Regions from separate parts of the Mus musculus genome. Here region 1 is linked to region 2. The links are chromatin loops, found by intact Hi-C in ENCODE. Cell type or tissue: left cerebral cortex. All regions are shown on one strand.

What was found. A loop is a pair of places that touch in the nucleus more often than their neighbours do. Peaks named below come from ENCODE experiments on the same cell type or tissue, not always from the same donor. Only the 100,000 strongest peaks of a DNase experiment are listed, where the experiment ranks them.
Region 1: it touches region 2 in a loop (2.4-fold over the local background); 4 of 42 quality-filtered maps call a loop at or near these places.

The regions. Positions count from the first base shown.
Region 1 is chr5:13,117,597-13,122,596 of GRCm38, forward strand. It overlaps the pseudogene Gm10108. Among named protein-coding and RNA genes, the nearest start is that of Gm52804, 25 kb to the right of the region's middle. In left cerebral cortex, no CTCF peak of the experiment used is centred here; a DNase peak (open chromatin) is centred at 2,228.
Region 2 is chr5:12,560,147-12,565,146 of GRCm38, forward strand. It overlaps Sema3d (sema domain, immunoglobulin domain (Ig), short basic domain, secreted, (semaphorin) 3D), which reads left to right. Exons shown (of 18, transcript NM_028882.4): 12 at 3,003-3,225. Among named protein-coding and RNA genes, the nearest start is that of Sema3d, 180 kb to the left of the region's middle. In left cerebral cortex, CTCF peaks have their summits at 2,222 (motif pointing right) and 4,893 (motif pointing right); DNase peaks (open chromatin) are centred at 2,244 and 4,843.

The DNA.
Region 1 (5,000 bases), 560 kb after region 2:
GAGCAATGAAGACTTCACGTATAATTTTAGAAGAAAAAAAACACAAACTGTGTTGCCTTCTGTTACAGAACAATAATGAAAAACAGCATATGATGGTGTTTATAAATCAAATCTCTTTTGTATATGGAGACTAATATTTTGTGTCTGTGTAGTTAGCTCTTAAGTGTAACCTTACATAAACACTGTCATTAGAAAGATAGGAGGTCACCCTGTTTTGTCAGATGACAGATTGCATTTATTTATGTCTTCTTTGTATCTGTATTCTCTGTCCTATACTGAGTAATTATCAGATTTTATTTTTCATGCTATTTCTTAGCAGTTTCCTTTGTTTTGTGTTGCATTTAGAGCTCAAAACAAAGCATCACTACAAACCATTGTAACAATTGATGAGCTGTGGAAAAACATATTTTTCAAAATGGTGGTTTTCTTTTCATCTGTGAAGCTTCTAGAAAAAATGTTTTGCCAAACATTCTCTTGACTCTTTATGAAGGTCTACATTGATTTCCACTTGATACTTTTTTTTTGTTAGAGTTTCTTTTGCTGCAGCAAAACACCACAACCCAAAAGCAAGATAGTGAGTAAAGAGTTTATTCAACTTAGACTTCCACATTGCTGTTAACCACCAAAGGAAGTCAAGAAAAAAACTCAAACAGGGCAGGATCCTGCAGACATGAGCTGGTTGGTGAAGAAGTTATTGAGGGCAGCTACTTAATACTGACTTCCTCTGCCTGGCTTGTTCAGGTGCTTTCTCATAAAACCCATGACTACAAGCTCAAGAATGGTACCATCCACAAAGGATTGGGCGGGCCTACCGATTGAGAAGATGCCTTCTAAGCTGGATCTTATGGAGGCATTTCATCACCTGAGGCTCCTTCTTCTCTGATGACTCTAACTTGTGTCAAGGTGACACAGAACTAGCCAATGCAATGCTCAAAAGATAATTCCTAAAATGTGATGTTTAGGTCTACTCTTGATCGTTTTCTTCTCTACATTGCACTGGTAAGCACATTGTCATGACAGTGTTTGAGTAATAACTAGCATAACTAAGGGCATTTGATGAGATTTTAGAATGCATTGTGTTACTAACATTAGTATTAATTTGCTAATCTGTGATCTTTGCCAATATCATATTCACATAGCCTTAGTGTCTTCAGACATCTCCAAGAACAGAAGCCCTCCTGGCACTTATAACTTTTTATGTGTTTTATCTTGAAACATTATATTTATTTGACTTACCTCTGAAGAACTAATATACATATGTCAGTAGTGTTATATCTTTATTCTGTTATCTTTTGATACCACATATAGAGCTAATACCTGAGTCTTGAATATAATGCACCTAAGTGTGCATCATATTTTAAAGTACGTATATTTGTACTATTAATAGCACAATTACTAAGGATAATGTAAAGTGATACTTAGAGATATTACATATGTACTGTCAAATTTGAAAAACCAAGGTCCTAAGAGATGTCTCAGCATTACTGCTCTTGCAGAAGGCACTGGTTCTGTTCTCAGCACCCATGCAAAGTGACCCATAACCTCCTATAACTAGATCCATGAGATCCAATTTCTGTAATCCATTGAAATTGCACTTATAAATGAATATAACCACAGAAACACACACACACACTGTATATATATATATATATATGTATATGTGTATGTGTATGTGTATGTGTATGTGTATGTGTATATGTATATGTATGTGTATATATATATTGAATTTGAGAAAATCAGAGGGTACTTTTTAAAATCCAGGACTAATAATTCAACTGGTTGACCCATGATCATTAGAATTGACAACTTCTCAACTTATCGTCACCAGTTGCATCAAGTGTGACTTTATATTAACCCTATTGAATATAGCTAGCACTCAATAAAAATGATTGGAAAATTATTTGTTTGACAGGGATGTTAGGTAAGTTTAAATGAGTAAGATGAATTTGTGAGTTCGAGTTTATTTGTATCTGATGTGACAGAGTACACTCGATAATAAAGATTTTTGTTCTTGATGATTTCAATACCCAAATCTGGATCTCCTCCTCACACCGTCCCATCACATAAATAAAACAACACATGTAATGTGCCACTGTGAAACGCTGACATACTGTAGAGTTGTTATCTGAACAATGAAAACCAGCTTTCACTCTTCTGAGACTCCTTTCCTTGAGTAGGTGAAGCATGCGCCTTAGCACTTCAGATGCCTCCAGAGCAGAATATAAATATCTGCAACCCAAATGCACTGCAGTGCTTCCACCAGATCACTGTTGACAAGATTTAAACCTTTTGATAGAAAAAAGGTAACGTTTCACAGAAGACTATGGAAACACTCTTGAATCTTGGAAATATGATCAGCTATCTTTTTCTGAAAGATATAAGGCAGGCAGTAAAAGCGAGTAGTCACATTCAATGCCAAGTCTAGCAAAAAGACTCAGATACATGTACATGACTGCCTATAATTACAAGTATGTGTGTCAAATCAGGGGGCCAAATGGTGTACTTCTAATTGCTAAAGACTAGCAAGAAATTAAGGCTCATGTGACTTTTCTGAACATATCACTTTCGTTTTCTCAGAAGATAAGGATCAATCATTTTAATTTTATGATCAAAACTTAATATTTGTAAAGATGTATTTTTATTTCTTTAAGCATTTGTCTTAGGGTTTAGAAGTCCAACCTCAAAAAACAGATTTAGCTTCTTCCTTGCCTTCAAGGGAGAATTTATGTCACACATTCATTTCTGCTAGCTGCTACAGTTTCTAGGCAACTCTCTGCATGTGGATATACCAAGCAATTTGTGTGTTGTCTAATAAAAGAAACTATAATTATTGAATTTTTCATCAAATTTTTTTCACCCAGTTGACTAATTTCCAAATATTTTCCAGATGAACATGTGTGCGTATGTCATCCAATCCTGTCTTCACTAGTAATTTTACCTCACCCTCACCACACAGGGAAGAAAACATACAAGTCCAAAAGAAATCATGAATCCATGCCTTACTCAGGTGGTCTAACAATGAAATTGTAGATTATAAAAGCAGACGTAGAAATTTTGAAGGAATTAATATGAACCCTATTTATATTTAAGAACTAAAGTATTTTTGTCAGAAATATCAACTTGCAACTTGGATCAGCGTGAGAGTCTATGATCAAACTGAACTCTGCGTTAAGTAGTTAGTAACTCAACTTGTTTTACCCCTTGGGTGTCAAAGTCTTGACCCACGTAAACATAAGCTTAAGAAAGAGTCCAATGATAAACTATACAGGTAAACAACATCTTTTTTTTTTTAAGTGTTAAATACTCTTTATTTGATATCATACATAAACCACAGCAAATGCCTTTCAATAGTAAAAGGCAGCATCCTTGATGTAGGGAATTCTAATTAAAACTGCACTGTCACGAATAGATAGTTGCCTCCTGGTGGTTAGCCATGACCTGAAAGAGGCCAGTGAACACAAACTGAAACACATTTGAGTCTTCTTGTTTCTGAGACAGTGATAGAATTTTCCCAGTGTTTAAGCATATTCATATGCCCAGTTATATAAATCTAAGTATAAAACCATTTAGTAGGTTTGAGGTGACATGCCCCTATTTATGGAAAGTAAAACATTGCTAATTAAGTCCAATCTTATCTTGAGAAAGGGAGAGCCGTGGTAGCATGTATACAACTGGAACTGTTGCTTTAATAAAGACCGTACCCACTTTATGACAAGTCAGTTTTACTTAAATCAGGACTGTCCAACAAAAACATTGCTAGCCATTCATGATCTGAATTTGGTGTGTGAATTAAATTATGGTGTACATTAAAAGCCATGAGACATTTGTTTTGTAATAAATAAGGCAGTGGAATTACTCATTAGTAGCCTTTTTAAGATAAGCTATTAGGTCTGCCCTTTCTCCCTTCTTCTTAATTCCAGCGAAGATCATTTTTGTTCCAGGGATGTACTTTTTGGGATTCTCCAAATACTCCATCAGGGTATCCTCTCCCCAGGTGATGCCTTTGTTCTTGTTGGCATCTGTGTAAGAGAATCCAGCAGCCTGGCCTGTCTTCCGCCCGAACAGACCGTGGAGATTTGGTCCAGTCTTATGCTTGCCTCCCTTTTCCACAGTGTGGCACTGGGCATACTTCTGAACAAAAATCTTCTTGCCTTTTTCAACATCACTCATTTTTAATTCGTTCCGGGCTGGTCAACACCGCGAACGTTCGGACTCGAAGACAGACGTCCCGCGCTGGTAAACAACATCTTAACTATTCACATCGAATGAAATGTTTCTATTGCACTGCAAATTAAATACTTGAAATTAGGTTGTTAATAACACTTTCACATCCATTACTAATATTACTAAAGTCATAATACAAAAAACAGGAAATTATGATCAGAGGAATCAGGAATGTAGATAGTAAAAGGGCTTTAGAGATAGGGGCCCTCATAAACATGTTGGAGGGTAGGGACATTCTTATTTTTATTTTCTTACAAGGCAAAACCAGTCAACAGTGGATCACTTGGTTCATAAACTAGATAACATTTGTTAAAGAGAATCCTCTTGAGTATAAGTTTGCATAATGACTTGTAGATAAAATCAGAGATAAATCATAAGAAGTCAGTATGCTTCTCCAAACCTTATCCAAATGTACATATAAAAGTTAGACTAATAGCTCTCCAGGACATTGTTTCTTGGGATATTTCCAGCACGTTCTATGTTTAGCCAAGATATATAAAAAATATTCAATGAAAATATATTATGGTGTTTTATGTGGAACTGGAAAATGTAAAAATGTAAAAGTCTCATTTGCTTTCCTGGTGAATTAGTTTTAAATTTAAATTCTGAATCTGCTGAGACTGATAAAACAATTCAGTCTTAAACCTCAATCTCATTTTTAGCCCTAAATAGAGAAAATAGAAATTAATTGCTATCCTATCTAATATTTTACAAGAGATTTATGTTCCACACAGCAGTAGTGTTTTTTTTTTTTTTACTTTAAAATCAGCGCCCAC
Region 2 (5,000 bases):
ACAGAACAGAATCACACCTGGCTAACTCCAGCTGTCTGACTCAGACAGCAGGCCAGCTGCTGTGAGCTGCACCCTGGCATCTCAGAGTTTGTCTAGGCCTCATCTCTTTTGTCTTAAGCTTTTGCCATATATCCTGCAATGTGTTGGCGGTTTAAAGTCTGACCGAAAGTTCTCTGTTCAAATTTTGTATTCTCTCAAAGTTTAAGCTGTTGTAAGAGGTTTTAAGAGGAGTAAGGAAAACACAGTTAATGAGCCAGAATTCCTTCTTTTCATAGGAGCCAGATAAATGCTAGGAAACCCCAGGAAGAAACAGGGGATGCTATGGAGGGTGGGCTATTAAGAGGAATTATGAAAATAGTCACAAATTTCAAAGAATATACACATACCCACACTACCACCTAGGGCATACAGCTTCGGTGAGATCCTTGAAGGAAAATTAATAACCAAATCGGCTTTTCCTTGATGGTGTATTTCTTTATCTTTTTTGTTTCCCCTTCATGGGACTTTCATTCCTATTTTGCCTGAATAGTTGCTGGACCTGTGTAGTTGTGAGTTGTATAACACCAAACCAAACACACACTGGATTGAATGTACTAAAACAACACTAATGGGTTCATACTGTCCTACCTTCAACCTCGGGGAGTAACACTCCTAAACCAATTTCACTTGTGTGATCATAACGGTGAGGGTCTGCAATCACTCCTAGCAACCAGGGGCCAAAGGTCTCAGCAGAACACTGGCCACATGCCACAGGGAAAGCTGCCATAAGAAGAAAATGTATTTCCAAAAGTCTTCCTGTACCTGTCAATAGAAACCAGATTTCTCTTTGCCCTCTCTTGTTATCTCTTAGTTTTTATCCTTTTCTGTGAGGAGCAAGCTGTGAGGATAGTTGGCAGCTGCAGGTTTGCTAAATGCTTATTATATCTTATTTAGTAGCACTTGCTTCCAGGGGAACATGTGTTTTTAAATTTCATAACAAAAAAACTGTGGCTTGACTCATGAATTTCTGAATTTTGAAATTCTGATTACTGTGTAACTACAGCTACAAAGTCTGAGGATTTTTGTTGTTGTTGTTTCATTTCTATTTTTTTAAAAAATTATTAACTCAAAGGACTCTTTCCAACATATCATACAGTCAAAATCTTGCTTTTAGTGTTAAATCAATCAGACTGACCTGACGACGTTCTGAGACATGTGCCTTCTGGGAATGCCTTTGAGTAAGTCTCCAATGTACAGACTAGACTTGGGAAAGAGCGCAGTGTGATCTACGTTGATATACATTTCAGTACACTTAACAACAGGCTCCTTCCTCTATTAAGCTGACTGACTCTCTGTGGATGAGGCAAATGCACAAAACAGGGATAGACACACAGACTTTGCCAGCCTTCAGTGATAGAGATGCTAAATGAATACCAAACAAGCTAATGATGTAGGACATTTCTATTCTCCTTCACACAGACCTAGGACAAACAAAACAAACAAACAAACAAACAACCCAAAAACAAAACAAAACAAAACAAAACAAAAAAACAAAACAAAATGAAACAGGAAAAAAAATTGACATTGGGAAAGGGTCAGTTTCTTAATAGTAGCCATTCAAGACTTCTGTAAAGATAAATATTCTCAAATTAGTTAAAAGATGACTATCAAGTCTTTAAAATTGTTTGTGTAACCTCTTTGGTGGACATTCTCCTTTAAAATGGATCGTTATGGTTGTATTGACATGCAATCTGGAGGGATAGCTGTTTACCCCAGGATCTTCAGCTAACAATGCACCTTTGACCCCTGAGGGGAAGACCCTGAAGCTCTGGCATGAATCTAATTAGTCCCTAATTAAAATGCCTTTGTTCAGTGGAAACTTCATTTTGTGTTATCACTTTTTAGAAAACTTTGATTTGTTTTTAGCTTTTGTTTTTATTTTATTTCGATACTATCAAAAGAACTTTAATATAGGTTTTATCTGATGTCATAAATTTTATTTCATATACTTGTAATGATTAAGTATAAGTTTTATTCGAGTCATTTGTCTAAGAAGAATTAAAATGTGATGTTACCTTTTATTAAAGACAACTTCCTAGGATGCCGCTTTTGAAACATAAATGAAACATTATATGAAAGAGTATATATACCTTGTAAAATATTCAAATTGTAATGTCATTCCTTTATTTTAGATAAGTGTCATAAACTCGGTGCATATCAACTTGTGCTTTTATGTCTGACCACCAGAGGGCAGTTGATGCTAGCTCTTTCTTTAATACCCGCTCCCAGGAAGCAGTTCTAGGCAGAAATGAGACAGGACCTGAGGTGCCTTCTCAGAGCCTAGGCTCAGGGGAAAGGCTGCAGGTTGGGGCATGGCCTAATTTTCAGAGTAGCTGTAGCAGAAGTGTATAATTACAACCTCAAGCACTTAAAGCTCTTTTGGAGCTAATTTTATGACGTGTCGACTTGATCCTTTTAATTTTTAATAAACAGGAAAATTGGAAAGGAATCCTATTTTTTTATTATTGAAAATAAAAGCTTTCTATACATTCAGGGGCTTAAAGATCATTTTCATGACAGCTTCATCAATTTAAGCTTCCAGTATCATCATTAGAAACTTTTGGGTTGTGGGTGGTAATGCAATTTGTTTTCGTTCTGGAACATAGGCTGACTTTGAACTCTGCATTTGTTTGGGTAGCCTCTAAAACTGGGTCCTCCTGCCCTGGCCCTGTTTTGTAATTAAATGGATGTACCATCTTGCTTGATTTAAAAAAAAAAATCTTTATTTAAAACAATAATATTTTTAAGAAAGAAACATTACACTCGAGAAATCTTGGAAAATTCAGGTAAAGTCACATAATTTTGAATGTTTTGGAGAAGAAGCATAGATTTAACTCTATTGGAGCTGCTCTCACCACACATCAGAGTTCCTCACTGCTCTGTCATCTGCTTAGTCTTATCCATGGCACGAACCTTTCTGGTGTGTAGGTAGCGTGTTTATTCCTGTGCACCTTTCTTTTCAGTGTCCAAGCAAAACCTATGACCCACTGATTAAGTCCACCCGAGACTTTCCAGACGATGTTATCAGTTTCATAAGGCGGCACCCTGTGATGTATAAGTCCGTGTACCCAGTGGCAGGAGCACCGACCTTCAAGAGAATCAACGTGGATTACAGACTGACGCAGATAGTGGTGGATCACGTGGTCGCTGAAGACGGGCAGTATGATGTCATGTTTCTCGGAACAGGTATGATCAGACCACACTTTCAACCAAAGAAACTATTTGTTAATGGAGAAATAAAACAAAAACCTGCAAAATGTTTGTCATCCAAAGTCAAATAAATATTAAGTAATACCTTGCCAGCTTTTCCTGAACTTGTATAGGTGGTACATTTAAATAATGATCAGCAATGTCTGCCATCCACACTGAAGTTTTAAAATGCATATATTGTCGATGTTTTTCACACTGTTCCAGACTAGTTGCTCAAAACGTATCTGTCTAATCATGGAGGAATAAAAGTAAGTAAGGTGAGGCTGTGTCTCCATGTTTACCTGTTGTTGCTACAACCGGATGCTGGGAAATTCTATCCATAATTCTCCGTTCACTAGCCTGGAAATCAGAGACTTGTTAGCCTACAGACAGTTCTTAGAATCATTAAGCATTACTTGGTAAATGCTTTCAAATAAAACTTCTTGGAAGTTTACTTTCTTGTCCATGAATTTTGAAGATTAAAGTTAATTTTGTGGAGACTGGAGAGATGACTCAGCACTTAAGAGCACTAACTCCTCTTCCAGAGGACCTGTATTCAATTCTCAGCATGACCATAGCAGCTCACAACTGTCTGTACCTCCAGATCTGGCACCCTCATGTATGCATACATACAACCAAAACACTCATGCACATAAAATAAATATAAATAAATTATTTTAAAAATTAACTTGTTGGATTCTTATTAATACAGTTTATTGTGTGTCAACTTTGTAATTAAAATATGATCAAAATAACATGTTTTTGGTCAAGTGTGATAATGAAAACCTATAATTTTAGGCTAAAGAGGAAAATCACAAGTCCAAGACTATCCTAAGGAATAGTAATGGACCTATCTGTCGGTCTGTCTCTATATCTGACTGTTTGTCTATCTGCCAATAGATACATATTGATATGTATATATATATACACACACACACATATATATATATATATGTGTGTGTTTGTGTGTGTGTGTCACACACACACATGATACAAATAAACATCAGCTAATAGTTTGCCAACATTTTTAAATTGTATATTATATGCTTTTAAATGATAAGGAATATATATATATATATACATATGTGTAAATAGAGAGACACATATATGCATACATATATGCACATACATTTTACATAAATAATGTTGCATATTTGGTGATTTCTAAATTAAGAAAAATGTTATGCAACAACAGTGTTCTGGGACAGAAAAGACAACGTGTACCCTTAGGACTTCATCCTATAGTATATGTGTTCTTTGAGGAGTTTTAGTTGTTATTTTATTGGAACAGGTTCTTTAGAATATAAAATGATTTTAGAATTATTTAGCCCTTAAGCACTATCACGGTTCTGCAAATTTAGGCTTATTATGAGAAGGACCATGTAGTAACTCCTAGGGCCAGTAAACAGCTCCTGTGAGGCCTAATGATATCATAGAGGGCAAGTGCAAAACAGATAATCTAAGAGATGTTCCATTTCTGAGAATGCAGCAATGACTACCTAAGGGTCAGGACTTTAATTAGTCTCCTATTAACTCTCATGAGCTAAATTTAATTGTTCTGTCCAGGCAAAGCTCACTCACAGGCTGGTAACAGTTCTCTATCGTAGGCAGCCCTCAGCCACAGGCTGGTAACAGCTCACTATCATAGGCAGCCCTCAGCCACTAGGTGGTACTGCCTAACCTTTCCTCAGAAAAATATGATTATTTTAAAAGTTTTGTACTGTAAAATGTATTTAACAGTTTTGAACATCCTAGAGTGATTTTTAAAAATT